Regions from separate parts of the Homo sapiens genome. Here region 1 is linked to region 2. Evidence: read pairs that join two places in POLR2A ChIA-PET (ENCODE). Cell type or tissue: PC-3. All regions are shown on one strand. Each heading gives the region's core, and the rest is flanking DNA. Links, peaks and the distances in the headings are about the cores only. Region 1 holds the start of LINC00618 (long intergenic non-protein coding RNA 618). Region 2 overlaps LINC02304 (long intergenic non-protein coding RNA 2304).

Region 1 (8,334 bases), core at 56-8,055, 220 kb before region 2:
TCCCCATTTTATGGACGAGGAAGCTGAGGCACAGGGCATTTCAGCAGCATACTCAAGATTCTACAGAACGACTAAGTAGCAGAGCCACAGTTTGAACCCAGGCAGCCTGGCCCCATGGCCAGTGCCCCCAATTATAATGTGACCCTCCCAGGTACTGCCCAACCCTACCCAAGTACCGAATAACGAGGGATGGAGTTCAGGCCACCTTGCAGGCAAAGTCCTCTGCCAGCTCGTGGACTGCCCCTTGGGTCACTTCGAATACATCGGCATAGACTTGCACTTTGCAGTGCCCCCACCCCCAACTCAGCAGCCCACAGTCAGGCTGGCAAACAGCACCGAGACATTGATAATACAGGGGGTATGTGTGTCAAGGGCACGGGGGGCCTGTGGGCAGCTTGCCCAGGCTGTGCATGGTGGCGAGGCCTGGAAGGTTTTGCAAGGGCAAGGCTTGAGCTAAATCTTGAAGGAGGTTTAGATGTTGGTCAGAAGAAGAGGCGGGGTGGAGGCAAGGCTCACAGAGCTAAATCGTGGCAGGTGGGGACAAGATGGGAACGTGACTTGCCGGGCTGCCTGCCCTGTGCTCATTCTGCCTCACCAAGTGTCCCCTTTCTCCTTAGGAGACCAGAACTGCCTTCTGAATGCCATTATGACTTGACTCAGCTGGGAACCACGAGAGGACGAGATGACATCTCTTCAGGATGGTGTAGAGACGTGGGCGGAGTGTGCAGGGCTGGCGTGCAAGGGGTGGGGACACGTTGCATCCATGGTGCTGTTTGTGCAGGTAAGATGCACAGGTGACAAGGAGGAGGCTGTTTTAAAGCCAAGGCAGGCACCAGTGCCTGGATAGGACTTTTTGGTCCTTGGAACGGGTTCCCCCAGATCTTCGTCTGTGTCTTGGAGAGAGGTCCTCTAGTTCCGCCTAGCCCTGGCTGCCCCAGCCACTGGGATGGAACTCTTTTCAACCACGTGGAAGAAAACCTGCCCCCAGATCTTGCTGGCGTTGCTGCCGTGTGCGACTGCAGAGAGGGCCTGGTTCTTAGCAGACCTTGAAGTGTCCCGCAAAGATTGGAAAGTCCCACATTTGGGTTCATGTTTCTAACAGGTACTGGTCTAACAGGAGGAGTTAAAAGATGGGCCCTAGCTTTCCTGAGCAAGGCAGGTGAAGAGCACAAGATCGTGGGAAGGGTGAGGCTGGCCTGAGGCTTATTTCCCACCCATCAGAGAGGCCAGCAGCTCCATGGCCCCTTCTCCCCCGGAGGGGCTCAGTTGCAGGGAGTCTCTGAGCTGTGCCCCTGAGCCCTTCGCGAAGTCCTAGCCGGAAACCAGGTTCCCACAGCCTCGGGTCCCTGGGGCTCCGGGTCAGCCTGAGCTGGGTTCAGTCCCACTCTCTTCCTGCCATGAGATCTTGGGTGGCTCCCTTTCTTTGAGCCTCAACTTCTCCATCTGTGAAATTGAGACAAATAACATGACCCACTGTATTAGTTTCCCAGGCCTGCCATAACACAAGGCTGCAAAAGAGCAGCTTAAACAGCAGAAACGTCCTGCTTCCCAGGGCTGCAGGCTGGAAGCCTGCGTCAGGGTGTGGGCAGGGCTGTGCTCCCTCTGAAGGCATTGGGGAGGCTCCGTTCCAGGTCTCCCTCTGAGCTTCTCGTAGCTCCTTGGCTTGTGGCTGCAGATCTCTAATCTTCACAGGGTGTGTTCCCTGTGTGCCTGAATGTGTCCAGATATCCCCTTTTATTCTGACAGCGGTCCTATTGGATTAGCTCCTAGCCTAGTCCAGTAGGACCGCATCATAACTATTTACATCTGCAAGGACCTTATTTACAAATGCAGTCACATTCGCTGGCGCTGGGAGTTAGGATTTTGACGTCTTTTTGGTGGGGGCACAATTATACCGGTAACAGAAGGTAAAAATGTATGACCCCTTCCCTCAAGGAGTTCCCAGATATTGATAGAAGCAGAAAATTCTTGTCAGGGGAAGGGGAAAGAAATTTCAGGAAGGTGAATACAACCACACAACTGATAGAAGATAGAGTAGATTCACAGGTGGGACTGTGGGGGGCAGCTCTTTCCCTAAGATCCAGATCCAGAGACAGACAGTGTGACCCCGGAGCAGCTTCTGAATTTCACTTCTTGTCTTCGACTTCAGGTGGCCTCCAGGAGGGCAGTTTCCAGAGATGAATTTCCTTCCCCTTGCCCAGCCCACCACTGCCCAGCCCTGTGGGCTCTGAGGCTGACGGAGAGAGACCTGGTAGGTCACCTCGTCCCTTGTCCCTGGGAAACTCCATGTTACCAGCATGTTATCAGCATGGCTCCGAATCCTATATCCACCCTCCAGCCACACCCCGGGACACTCTGGATCGAAGCCACCCAGCGTCAGAGCTTGGACGATCAAGGTGGACCTACCCGCTCAGAAAGACAGTGGCGCTTCTGTCAAGGGAGACCTCAACGACCTTCCTCTGAAAAGAAAAATGTCCTTGCAAGTAGGTAAATGAAAAAAAAAAGAAAAACAAAAAAAAGATTTTCATTTCAAAATAATCTTCATTACCTGAGGATTGCAAGAATTGTCATTTCAATTATGCTGACGTCTATTCTTAGAAGGAGGTATAATGGCTTTCCCCTTCCAAGCTGGAGTGACTGTCATTATGTGTGGGATGTACTCCATTGCTTAACTCCCTGCCATTAGAAACGTTTAGTGGAGACACTGGCTGATTTTTCTTTTTCTTTTGCTTCGCTCAACCCTCCAACTCCTCTTCTTCCAGCACAAAAGCACAAGAAGCAGCAGAAAATGCATATGGGCTTTCGAGGCAGGGAATCCTGGGTTCAAACGGCAGCTCTCAACTCACCTGCCGAGAGACCCTGGGGATTTTGGCAGCTGTAAGCGGGGATGATCGTGTGATCTGATGGCAGTGTTAAATCACTAAGGAGACAAATATGAAAAGTGCCCAGGAGTGTGTCTAGCACATAGTGAGGGCTTGTAATGGCAGCGAGTGCTTTTCACAAGGCAAGCCACATCCTGTTTCATACCTGACTTTGTTGTTCTCATGGACATCGTGCAGTGGTTGACTGTAGACTCTGGAGCTAGTCCCTGGGTCTGCATCCTGACATACCAACTGCGTGGATTGGGAAACTTGCTTAGGCTCTCTTGTCTCAGTTTTCTCATCTGTAAAATGGGGATTAAAAACTCCACCCACTTAGTAGAGCTGTGATGAGAATCCAGTGAGTTTCTGTGTGTAAATTTCTTGGAATGGGATCTGGCCCAGAGTGAGTACTTGTTTTGGTCCATGTGGGCCCTGCTATGACAAAATATCATAGGCTGGGTGACTTATAAACAACAGGCGTTTACTTCTCACAGTTCAGGAGGCTGGAAAGTCCAAGGTCAAGGCACTGGCAAACTTGGTGTCTGGTGAGGTCCTGCTTCCCAGTTCATACATAGACAGCACCTTCTTGCTGTGTCCCATGGTGGAAGAGGCAAGCTAGTTCTCTGGGGTCTTTTATAAGGGCACTAATTCCAGTCTTGAGGGCTCTACCTTCAAGACCTAATCACTTCACAAAGATTCCACCTGCTAATGCCACCTTGTGAGTTAGGATTTCAACATATGGATTTTGGGAGGATACAGGCATCAGACCATAGCCATGCTGTATATAAAGTGTTAACTGGTATGAACTCCAGGACACTGCAAATAATTGATGTCATGCTCCTATGTTAATGCCTAAACTAGAGACTTTTATGCCTGGGGACTCAGTCAAGTGAAGACCTGGTCAAAACTAACTGAGGCATATAGGGGCTTGGTGCGAACACAGTGGCCTCTTGTGACATTTAGCTGCCACCGTTCTTCTCTCATTCATTCAGTTGAGGGCCTGCTGTTTGCCAGGTGCTATGCAAAATTTAAAAATAAAATGAACTTGCTCCTTTCCCACATGGCACTTACAATCTATTGAGTAGCAATAGATGGCAAACAAACTGGTATCACATTTAAAATGTGGTAACTGTTATGTTTCGAGAAGGGAGAGGAGAAAATGGAATGAGGGCCTAATTAGTTTGGTTAGGGATGGCCACACCTCTGCAGGAAGGCCATACCTGCAAATTAAATTTGCAGCAGGAAGCAGAACCAGCTACAGGGGATGCAGGAATGGGGACAACGTCCAAAGCAGTGGGAAGAGCCTGCCAAGGCCCTGAGGTGGGAAAGAGCTTGGCAGGCCAGTGTCAGGGTTGGGGAGAGTGGCTTGATATGTCCTTGGAGAGGCCAGCAGGGGCCACATCATATCCGGTTTTGTGTATCCGTGTCTGATTAGGGCACAGCACATTTACTATGATGATCTGTAAGGGAGAGAAAGATCAGAAAGTACTTTGCCACGTGGGTCAACTTGCTGGCATTCCAGGCGGCTCTGCAGTCCCATTCTCTAGGTGAGAAGAGAGAGGCATCAGGGTGGAAGAGGCTTGTTAAGCTGGAGCAGAGAGATTTTGAGGGAAGAGTTAGAGAAGGTAAACTGGTGGTCAGTTCCCCAGATTCTCATCGTGCTGGAAACTTGTTTTCGTTTTTTTTTTATAACTCTAATTTTTATTGTTGTGATACATACATGGAGTTTAAAATCAAATTGTTCTATATGGCTTATAGTGAAAAACACAAGCCCTGTGTCTGAACTTCCTTCTCTTGATTCCTGATCCACAAAGCAAACACCTTCAACTATTCTGATAGTTTCTTCTGATATTTATCTCTCCAGTTCCAAAAACATGCTATATACTCTCTCTCTCACACACACACACTCTCTCTAGATCTATGGATGTATCTATAGAGAGAGATCTAGAAAAATCTAGAGGGAGAGTGAGAGAGAATATATAGCATGCTTTTGGAACTGGAGAGGTATATATATATAATTTATGCTGTATATATTTTTTATATGTAAAATAAATCTCTTCATATATAACAAATCTCTTGATAGATAATAAATCTATGTACATATTTTGGGGTATTGATGTGGTTTGGCTGTGTCCTCACCCAAATCTCATCTTGAATTGTAGTTCCTATAAGCTCCACGTGTAGTGGGTGGGACCTGGTGGAAGGTAATTGAATCATAGGGGCAGCTTCCCCTATGCTATTATTCTTGTGATAGTGAGTACATTCTCATGAGATCTGTTGGTTTATAAGGGACTTCCGCATTTGCTCGTCTCTCATTCTTCTCCTTCTTGTCGCCATGTGAAGAAGGATATGTTTGCTCCCCCTTCCACCATGATTGTAAGTTTCCAGAAGCTTCCCCAGCCCTGTAGAACTGTGAGTCAATTAAACCTCTTCTTAAAAATAACTTATCCAGACATGGGCAGTTCTTTTTAGCAGCATGAGAATGGGCTAATACAGGTATATATACCTAATATATATATTTATAAATAGATAGATATGTAAAAATCACTATCTATTATCTATCTAACTATCTGATTGGTTCTGATTCTCTGAACAATCCTGACTGATACACTAGGTACGTGACTGTGTCAGCTACTTAATAATTTTGTCCTTTAGTTTCTTCATCGGTGTAGTCCATTTTCACACAGTTGTAAAGAACTCCTTGAGACTGGGCAATTTATAAAGAAAAGAGGTTTAATTGACTCACAGTTCTGCATGGCTAGGGAGACCTCAGGAGACTTACAATCATGGCGGAAGACAAAGGGGAAGCAAGGCATGTCTCACACGGTGGCAGACGAGAGAGAGAGAGAGAGCAAGGAAGTGCCACACTTTAAAACCATCAGCTCTTGTGAGAACTCACTTCCTATCACAAGAACAACATGGAGGAAACGGCCCCCATGATCCAGTCATCTCCCACCAGGTCCCTCCCTTGACACATGGGGATTATGATTCGAGATGAGATTTGGGTGGGCACACAGAGCCAAACCATATCAATTGCTGAAGTGGCTCTAATTGAATTTATCTCAGGGACCATCAAATTAGATGACGCCCATTAAACACTCAGCATAGTACCTGGCACATAGAAAGTATTAAGTAAGAAAATTTTAATAGTCATTACCATATTTTCTTATATCTAAAGTATCATCTATTGTTAGCTGTGTTGCTTATTTTACGCACCAAGAAAGAAAACATTTCTGCCACTTAATTGTAAGAATATGTCAGCTCTCAGATGCATTCTGATTTCCAAAGATGCTAAACTAAATAAGTAATTTAGAATATAATAATCTCGTTACTGTTCTTATTGGCTGCAGCATACAACCTCTGTGGCCTCTACTGAATTATTTGCATAATAGTAATAATGCAAATTGTTTGGAATGGAGTGAGATGGTTCGTGCGGGTGATTTAGTTATTTTCTCCATGTCTAACTGTGGTCTTTAGTGCAAAGGACAAGAAGGGACAGGGCAACACTTACCAAACTGGTGGGATTAATACAAGCCCATTTGATGTATGGAGAAACACAGGCTAACTGAGGTTAAGTAGCTTGTCCAAGGTAATATAATCCTAAGTGTTGGAGCTATTAGTTTAACCCAGGCGCATCAGAATTCAAGTCATTCTTCAAAAAGGAAAGTCCTTTTCATTTGGCCAAACATCCTGGCTCCATGCAACCTGCTCAGTCACTTCGCCTTTTCTTGTCTCCATAAGCCAATACCCTGGGTCTGCTTCCATCCTGCTTCTCTGTCAAGGCCCCTCTGGGCTCTGCCTGTGTTTGGAGGACCCCAGGCTCAACACAGCTGGTTTTGCCACCTATTCTTTGTATGGCTCAGGGCAAACCCCGCTGCTCTCTTCAAAGGACCCAACCATAGTCCTTGGTGTGTACAGTGTCTGTAAGGACTTAATCATATCAAAGGCAGGATTTTCTAAGAGGGGAACTGAACTTGTTTCTGGTCCACTGTGTGATTTTGGGCAAGTCGTGAAACTCTCAGAAGCCACAGCTTCCTTCTCTGAAGTTCCCTGCACACTCTTTAATGAAGTAAACAAAACAAAGGGGAGATGGTTCCTTGTTGGGTGGAAGTGCCAGGCAACTACCAGGAACCATTGCTTTTGGGGGGCGTGGGGACTTCAGGCTTAGCTCTGTTCCTGCCTCATTTAGTTGGTTATGAGGCTCCTGGCTGCTGACCCTGAGAGGGCCCAATTTGGAAGGAAAGGATTTATAGGAGCAATAAGTCAGTCCCCTAGGCACTGGGCTGACATTGCATTTTACTGTAGGGAGACACAGAAGAATCCAGGCGAGAGCTGAAGATTCTCCTAGAACCTAGAACAGAGCTCCTTAGAATACCTCAGAAGTCCTGTTGTGAATGCCTCAGCTGTCAGTGTCCAGGGCAGTAAGAAGAATAATCATGATAACGACAAGACTGGCGATGGTCATGTGTGTTTCCTGGGTGCTAAGCACTGTGCTTAGTGCTTCCATTACAGTGATCCGCTCATTTACTTCTCAAAGCAGCCTGCGAGCAAGGTGCCAGTGTTGTCTCATGCACAGATGGGTAGAGAGCTGCTGCAACTCCTCATCAGGATGTCCAGCTCCTGCTCAGCAGAACTGGCATTTAAAGGCAAGTGTGCCTGAATTTCTGATCACCAGGTGATTCTGTCTTTTACTTCTAGTCTATTTTATGTATTTATTTATTTTATATCAGAATGCACTCAAGGATTATAATTTATTTTATTCAGTGGGTTGTAATCTGTTATGATTATTATATACTTCATTGCTCAACAGTCCCAGATTTGGCCAGTGGGAACTCTTTCACACTGGCATCTATATCTTTGAACGTCTTTCCATCATCCTTTGAGTGCTTTCTTATTTTTTTGGCACAAAAAATATTCCTGGCTCATCTTATATTTTTTCTTGCCCAAGCCCTGAGGTCAGCCGTTTTTCTATGGAACCTTGGTTCGTTTTAGTGCAGAATGGTATTTAGAAGCCAAGATCTACACGTGATTATTTCTAAGTACTTCATGGGAAATTGAGAGACCACAACCCTTTGTGGTGTTGTCAGCCCTCAGTGTAGTGTCATTTTAACTCTATCACCAGAAAAATCCCCCAACGGAGCCATGGGGCCCCAAGACCCCCTTATTCCCTTGATACTCACTTTTTCCTGCTCAGGAGTCACCAGAGTGGGCAAATGTTTATCATTCTCTACTTACCCTAGACATTCTGGAAGGGAATGGGGAGGCAGAGATTCCTGAAGAATATCTGGGTTCTGACATCCTCTGGTTTGGAATGTTTTGCTGCCAACTCCTTTCCTCCCCACCCCTTCCCCTCTTCTTAGAGGACCTAAGCTTTCTGGATATCCTAGTCCCTGGCCCACAGCAGTGAACAAGACAGTCAAAATCTTTGCCCTGGTACGGCAGTGAGAAAGACAATACACAAGTAATGAATGAA
Region 2 (8,334 bases), core at 289-8,288:
GGTACTTGGTGACCCAGTAAGAGGCTCTCTAGGACAGGTAATAGACACTGACTTTACTGATTAGGACAAGAGGGCTCGGCAGGGAGGCCACTTGGCCAGAGCCCCACAGCTGGTGTGTGATGAAGGGAGTGCCCCAAGTTATCCTAATTCATAGTTTTGCAAGTTGCCTTTTTTTTTTTTTTTTTGCAGTGCCTTGACCCCATTAAAAGGCTCTGAAAAAAGTATAAAGATAGGGGAAAGCAGAGCAGAAGGCTTGGGCAGAGCTCTGGGACTCGGATGGAAAGCATCCCCACTTGGAGGTGCTCACAAGCGGAAGCCCCTCTGGGAGAGGAGACAAATGGGAAAGCAGATGGAAAAGCTTTTGGTGGAGCCAATTTGCAGATCTGTAAAATGGGTTCTTTCCGGCCTACTGTGCTTGCTTTTATTTCGCTCCTTGACCCTTCCCTCAACACCCAAATCTCCAAGTCAGATCTACTTGTCCCCCTCCAGGTTAAGATGCTGCCCCTTCAGGAAGCCTGCCTATCCTCCTATCCTCTTCTTTTTAAAGAAATCTCCACCTCTAAACTTCCATAGCAGTGTACACCTCCCTGTCTATGGCACTGGTCACTGTCCTCCAAGATTAGACCCATGTGAATGGGTGTGGCATCTCCTCTGCAGATGGTGAGCTCCTTGAGGGCAGAGATTGCACCCATTCCATCCTTGCATTCCAGCACCAGCAGGGCCTGTGAGTGGAGATGTGGTAGAGGACAGATGTATTAGTCTGTTGTCACATTGCTGATAAAGACATACCCAAGACTGGGAAATTTACAAAAGAAAGAGGTCGAATTGGACTTACAGTTCCACGTGGCTGGGGCAGCCTCACAATCACGGTGGAAGGCAAGGAGGAGCAAATCACATCTTACATGGATGGCAGCAGATGAACAGTGCTTGTGCAGGGGAACTCCCCCTTATCATACCGTCAGATCTCATGAGACTTGCTCACTATCATGAGAACAGCATGGGAGACACCTGCCCCCATGATTCAGTTACCCCCCAACCAGGTCCCTCCCACAACATGTGGGAATTCAAGATGAGATTTGGGTGGGGACACAGCCAAACCATAAGAGCAGGTGACTCCCAGGAGGTGATGGAAGGAGGCACAGGGTTAGGTGTGGAAGCGAGAGAAATTGGGACTTGGTTGATTTCAGCAGAGCAGGGCACTGGTCGGTGATTCACGGGAGCATGGTGGAAATGAAACTGAACAGCCAATGGAACTCTTGGACTGAAGACCAACTCAAGAGCCATTGAGAAGCCACCAGGAGCTCTGTTTCACTGAGAAGGAAACTTGAGTCTCTGAGAGATGAAGTGGCCTTCTCAAAGTCATAGGGGCAGGAAGAGGCACAGCTGAGACAGAACTTGGATCTCCTGGTGGCACTTATTCAGCTTGGTGGAAATACCAGAACCACAAAGCCTTGACATAGTTTGAGGGGAGACCATCAGGTCACTCCTGATGCTGCAGACCCAGTCCTGCCAGGGGGACTCTGGCATGGCCCTTTGGTCCGAGGTGGCCCCTGCACCACATCCACCTTCCCGAGGAACACAGGGATGGGGCTGGGCGAGGTCCAGCTGGCTCAGCTCCTTCATTTACCAATGTGTGAACTAACCTCATTCTCCAGGACATTATGATGGTGCCCAGTGCTGTGGCACTGGGTATTTGCCGGAGCTCATCCAGGGAAGCTCTTTTGCATACTGCCTGACACATGGTTGGTGCTCAGTGTAACCTCATCTTTTTTGCCTCCATAGCTGTTGCTGCTATTCTAGGCTCTGCTTCTATCATCATAGAGCTGTGACACTTGGGAAAGGGCCCTTCACCTTTCTGAGCCTCAGTTTCCCCATGTGATTGCCAAGGGCACCTTTAGGATGGCCATTCAATGACTCCCCCACCTGGTTTCACCTCTTCTGCCTGGACCACAGGCAAAGGGACAAGCAGCAGCATTGGGACATCTGGGGAAATGTCTTCAATATATAATATGGAACTTTCGGGGGTCTGGCTTCAAGTTCATAACATTGGAGGATTAAAAGGAAAATGGTAATGAAATGGTGATATTAGGGAAGCTCACTGGGCTGTAGAGATGGGACAGGATGCCGTGTGAGGAGCAGCCTGCACAGGCAGGGGCTGGGGCAATTGAATGGGCCCAGGAGTGAGATGTCCACAGGTTTGACTCCTGGCTTGACCGCACACTACCATAGACCTCACCCAAGCAATTTGACCTCAATTTTTCTCATCTGTAAAATGGAGAGATAACAGTATCTACCTTATACTATGGGTAAGGATTAAGTGAGATAATACAATGACAATGAAATGCCCAGTTAGTGGTGAACACTGGGTCTGTGCTAGCACTTATTATTGTTATTGATCACCCATGGCTCCTACTCTATAGCTGGGAGGAGGCAAGATCTTTGTCCCTGGTGCGGCCCAGATTTAACCCCTACCTCCTTTCCTTCCCCAAAGACATGTGCTTAGCTCTGTAGGTGCTGGGGCTATATCTACTGAATACACTGAATAAGAAAACCCAGGGCTGCCCTCAAGGGGCTGTCTGTCTCCCTGCAGAGTCAGCCAAAGGAGACTGTGTTAAGAAGAGATGGTGCTATTCAGTTAGAATGGTGATCATTAAAAAGTCAGGAAACAATGGGTGCTGGAGAAGATGTAGAGAAATAGGAACACTTTTACACTGTTGGTGGGACTGTCAACTAGTTCAACCATTGTGGAAGACAGTGTGGCAATTCCTCAAGGATCTAGAACTAGAAATACCATTTTACCCAGCCATCCCATTACTGGGTATATACCCAAAGGATTATAAATCATGCTGTTATAAAGACACATGCACATGTATGTTTATTTTGGCACTGTTCACAATAGCAAAGACTTGGAACCAACCCAAATGTCCAACAATGATAGACTGGATTAAGAAAATGTGGCACATATACACCATGGAATACTATGCAGCCATAAAAAAGAATGAGTTCATGTCCTTTGTAGGGACATGGATGAAGCTAGAAACCATCATTCTGAGCAAACTATCACAAGGACTGAAAACCAAACACTGCATTTCTCACTCATAGGTGGGAATTGAACAATGAGAACACTTGGACACAGGGTGGGGAACATCACACACCAGGGCCTGTCATGGGGTGAGGGGAGGGGGGAGGGATAGCATTAGGAGATATGCCTAATGTGGATGACGAGTTAACGGGTGCAGCACACCAACATGGCACATGTATACATATGTAACAAACCTGCACGTTGTGCACATGTACCCTAGAACTTAAAATATAATAAATAAATGAATAATAAATAAATAAATAAAAGAAGAGATGGTGCTATTCATTCTGTATGGACAAGGCAGAATCAGGGAAGGCTTCTCAGAAGAGGTGACAGAGGAGCATGGTCTTATGGTAAGTGAAAGTATCTTAGTTCAGGCTGCTATAACAAAGATATTATAGACTGGACAATTTATAAACAATGAGCATTTATTTGTCACAGTTCTGGAGGCTGGGAAGTCCAAGATTAAGGAGCCAGCAAAGTCAGTGTCTGGGACCACTTTCTGGTTTACATACGGTGCCTTCTCACTGTGTCCTCACATGGCGGAAGGGATAAACAAGCTCCCTCGAACTTCTTTTACAAGGACACCAATCCCATTTGTGAGAGCTCCTTAAAGGCTCACCTCTTAATACCATCACACTGGGGACAGGTTTCAATGCAGGAATTTAGGGGGCACAAACACTCAGAGTGCAGCAGAAGGGAAGGCAAGCAGTTTGATTCAAGAACCTAAAGGGGCCAGAGGACGTGAACCGAGATGCACGTGTGGGAGGGAAGGCTTTCTGTTCAGAAACCAAGGGTTGGCAAATTACAGCCTGTAGTCACATCCAGCCTGAGCCTGTTTGTGTATGGCTTGCAAGCTGAGAACAGTTTTTACAATGAACATTTGCAGTTGATTTGAAGATAGGAAACACTATCAAATGTTAAATAAAATATTATCTCAAAAAATTCATTTTTCTTACGTGCAGACCTGTATGATAAAAAATAAATACACCCAACCATTCCATGTTTAATTTCATCAATAAAAATTTTGAGAAAAAATGTTTTCCCTCTTATTGTATAAGTATGTCATACTCTTGATTTTGCCTCTTAGTCTGCATTAGCTCATTTAAGCCTGTTTGTTGCCTGCACTAGGAAGGACAAACTGAAAAGCCTAAACTATGTATTAGATGTGGCTTTTTACAGAAAAAGTGTGCCACTCTCATCTTAAACTCTGGGAAGAGAAGAACTATTTCTATTCACTGAGTGCCTCGGCACTCCTAGGAATGTACCAGCACTTTCAGACGCACTGCTATTTTTTAAATCTTGATCATGACTTTGCAAATTTCACAAACAATGAAAGGAGGTCCTGTGAAGTCAAACGGCCTTCAAAAGTCACAAGATAGGAGTTGACAGAAGCGGGATTTGAACCCAGACCTTCTTGTTCCAGAGTCACCTTTCTGTCGACTACGCCCTGTTAGATCACCAAGGGTCAGCACCAGGTAATTTTAAGACAGGCAGATAAGGAATGCCACTATTCTTTCACTCATTCCATTGAGCCTCTTCTTAAAATCTTAAAAGAGCCATTCTGACTAAAAATCCCTGGGCCTCTCAGGTCTCCAGTTGCTCTCTTGAACTGGGGGATTGGCAGCTTAGACTTCAACGCCATTTTCTGAGTTCTCTGTAGAGGCCCCTGTGAGTTCTTTTTTTTTTGTTTTTTTTTTTTTTTTTCTTTTCTTTTTTGAGACAGAGTCTTGCTCTGTCACCCAGGCTGGAGTGCAGTGGTGCGATCTCAGCTCCCTGAAAGCTCCACCTCCCGGGTTCACACATTTCTCCTGCCTCAGGTGTGATCTCGGCTCACTGCAAGCTCCGCCTCCTGGGTTCACACCATTCTCCTGCCTCAGCCTCCCGAGTAGCTGGGACTACAGGCGCCCGCCACCATGCCCGGCTAATTTTTTCTATTTTCTATTTTTTAGTAGAGACGGGGTTTCACCGTGTTAGCCAGGATGGTTTCGATCTCCTGACCTTGTGATCCGCCCGCCTCGGCCTCCCAAAGTGCTGGGATTACAGGCGTGAGCCACCGCATCCGGCCGGCCCTTGTGAGCTCCAAAATTCCCTCCTCCACCACAAAGGTGGCTGACGGTCGCTGTGGGGTGTAGGCGGTCAAAGATGTAGCCTTTACAAACGTACGGACCCTGGCCTGGGCTCCACACCCCTGGCTGCTCCTTGCTGACATGGGGGAGAAAGACGACCCACCTTACTGAGAGCAGAGCTCACTGCAGTACTAGAGATGCTGGTTCCGCAGCTCTTGCAGCAGTGTGAGCAAGCCGGAATACATTTTAGAAAACTTAATGGAAAAGGAGAAAACACCCACATTAAGAAAACAAATCCGAGTGCCTTGGCGTGCCTTCAGACGCAGACTGTGGTGTGATAGTCATCTTTATTAACTTTCCATCCTGGACTGATCTCCAGTGACGGCACAATTATCATAGCCAGGCAATCGATACCTCATTAAGGGTAAGGCTCCAGAGGAGGAAGAGAGCAAACCTGGGTCTTTCTGAAATGCATTCCCCTCTTTTTAGGTTTCCTTGCTTGTATAAAGAGAAATAGTGCGTACTTGCCTCTGACAAACAAACACAGCCTTCCAGAGTTGAGGGAACCTCATTCCCGAAGGCGATTGTTAGCTGTGCAAGCCAAATGCCCTTGTCCTCCCCCGATGAAGGTCCCCGATGAATGGAGACATTTAGAAGTTTCCCATTTCTCTCTGATGTCAGAGATGTTTTAACCAGCTGGGGGCAGAATTACATTCTGGAAATTATAGGGGATGAGGGGAAAAAAAAAAAAAGTGAACATTACAAATACAGTAGTCTTTCGGATTCTGATCTTCACTATTAATGCATTATAAAACAACTTAAAAAATCCTATCAGGAGAAGTGATGTTTGAAGCCACGATATATTTTAAAAGTGTCAGGACATGGGCAAGTTTACATCTGACAAACAATTTAAATATTTCAATATATTTTATATCTTTAAAAAAAATTGCCAGGATCAAACCCAAGATGAAACTCTTTCATTTGGTACCTGGGTAGGAAAACATTGAGTTACAAATCTTTTTGACAATGTGGATTCTGGGTGTTACATAACCATTTTTAATCTTCTGAAATATTTCATTGCCTGGGAAAGCAAATCAGGGACTGGTATTGTGTGCTTTTAAATTCATTTGTCTTAACACCCTTTCACTTTCTTGTTCAGCTTTGATGGTGTGATTACTTCTCTACATAAATATAAGCCTGAATTCATTCTGGGTATAAGCCTTATCTCTTTCCTCAGTGGTGATAAGGGATGGAGAGGCCCCCTTTTTTTTTCCTGGTGGGCTTTAAAGTGAATTTAGTAGTGAATAGTGTCTGCTGTTTCAGAAAAGCCCATTTATTTCTCCTTATAATCAGAATAGCACAGACCACGGAGCCCAGCATTTCCTCATTCCAGGTTCAGACACAGGGAAGATTTATTGAGCATCTACTATGAATTGGACACCCTGCTAGGCATGGCCCTGCCAGGAGGAACAAGGCACACACCGTTGTCCTTTAGGGCTTGTCTGCATTAGCTTGTTTAAGCCTGTTTGTTGCCTGCACTAGGAAGGACAATTAACTTGCCCCCACTGTAGTCAGTGAGAGAGTGGGGAGTTAGACTCCAGGTTGTCTGAATCCAGTTTTTCCTTGCTGAGGACCCGGTCGAGGAGCAATGAGTGGGAGTAGGGAGGAAAAATCATGTCAGGCCATGGTAATGATGGGAGCTGGGGTCCCTGGAGGCAGGGAGGTGGGCGAATGGTTTGTCCTATGCTTTGCAATTGTCCTTAAGCTCATCACCAGGTTGGTGGTGGTGGTGGCAGGGCTGCAGGACGTGCTGGGTCAGCTCCTGGGTCATTCTAGATTGCCATGGAAAACCTTCCCCTACCGACATTTTATTTCTTCCAAAATTCCTTTTGCAGATTATTTCCCTTTCTTTTCTTCTTGGCTCTGTCAACCAAACAGTCTCAAAAGCAATGGGAGGTCCCCTCGCCCAGCTTTTCAATGCCTTGAAGGAAAAATGAAGCCCCCAGAAGGACTCAAGCTCCAGGGAAGTGCAGTTCCATGAATAACTCCCCTGGAATGCCTTAGCCAGAAAATGTCCAAAGCTGGTTCTGGCTGAGCTGGAGACGGAGAGACCTCCATGGACAGAAAGCCATGCCTTCTAGTTGCAGAGTGGCATCCTGGGGAGCAGAAATGTTCCATCTGGAGACAGTTCAGAAGGTAGGGTGGCCAGATTTAGCAAAGAAAGCTATAGGACTCCCAGTTAAATTAGAATTTCAGATAGACAACAAATAATATGACATTTGGGACATACTTATAAACATTATTTGTGTGTATCTGAAATTCAAATTTAACTGGGCCTCCTGAATTTAACCTGGTAGCCCTATCAGAAGGGTACACTCTGCTTCACTGGCCATGTCCTAACTGTTCTCTGTTCTGGTGCAAAGGAGCTAACTCATCCCTTGTATTCATTTATTTTTTATTTTTATTATAGTATTATTATTATTATTTTTGAGACGGAGTCTCACTCTGTTGCCAGGCTGGAGTGCAGTGGCATGGTCTTGGTTCACTACAACCTCTGCCTCCCGGGTTCAAGCGATTCTCCTGCCTCACCCTCCCGAGTAGCTGGGACTACAGGCGCACACCATCACACCCAGCTAATTTTTGAATTTTTAGTAGAGACGGGGTTTCACCATGTTGGCCAGAATGGTCTCGATCTCTTGACCTCGTGATCTGCCCGCCTCAGCTTCCCAAAGTGCTGAGATTACAGGCGTGAGCCACCACGTCTGGCCGTATTCATTTATTTAATTTTTTTTTAGTGATGACGGAAGAATCTATTTTAATTGGAAGGCGTGGCTTGGGGGGCTTTTCTTTCCTCTTCCAACTCTCTCAGTACTGTAGCCCCCAGGCCACCCCAGAAAAAGATATAAGAATACACTGTGAGTTGATTACAGCACTTCAGCTTTAAAACCAGGTCCCCAGTCCTCTCTTCCAAGCAGATAGGCACCCCCAGCCCCTCCCATGTAGAAATTCTGGAGCCTTACTGGCTTTAATCAAATGTGCTTTTAGTCTCACTCAGGCCAGTTAATCCCCATTTGTGGTGACTCCCCTGCTTATAGCAGACGCCGCTGGCGGCAGAGTCATCTTTATAAACGGCCATGGTGATCGCATCACACCTCTGCTTGCAAACCCTCGCCAGGAGATGAC

The links. ChIA-PET counts read pairs that join two places held together with the same protein. Peaks named below come from ENCODE experiments on the same cell type or tissue, not always from the same donor. Only the 100,000 strongest peaks of a DNase experiment are listed, where the experiment ranks them.
Region 1: POLR2A ChIA-PET joins it to region 2 with 12 read pairs; 2 of 35 experiments call an interaction of 5 or more read pairs at or near these places.

What each region holds. Positions count from the first base shown.
Region 1 is chr14:96,942,900-96,951,233 of GRCh38, forward strand. It overlaps LINC00618 (long intergenic non-protein coding RNA 618), which reads left to right and starts at 680. Exons shown (of 3, transcript NR_104113.1): 1 at 680-781; 2 at 2,150-2,251; 3 at 2,339-2,495. In PC-3, for the core only: no CTCF peak of the experiment used is centred there; no DNase peak of the experiment used is centred there.
Region 2 is chr14:97,158,416-97,166,749 of GRCh38, forward strand. It overlaps LINC02304 (long intergenic non-protein coding RNA 2304), which reads left to right. Exons shown (of 2, transcript NR_146554.1): 2 at 190-321. Among named protein-coding and RNA genes, the nearest start is that of LINC02304, 7.7 kb to the left of the region's middle. In PC-3, for the core only: a CTCF peak has its summit at 5,841 (motif pointing right); no DNase peak of the experiment used is centred there; H3K4me3 peaks cover 768 bases; H3K27ac peaks cover 4,005 bases.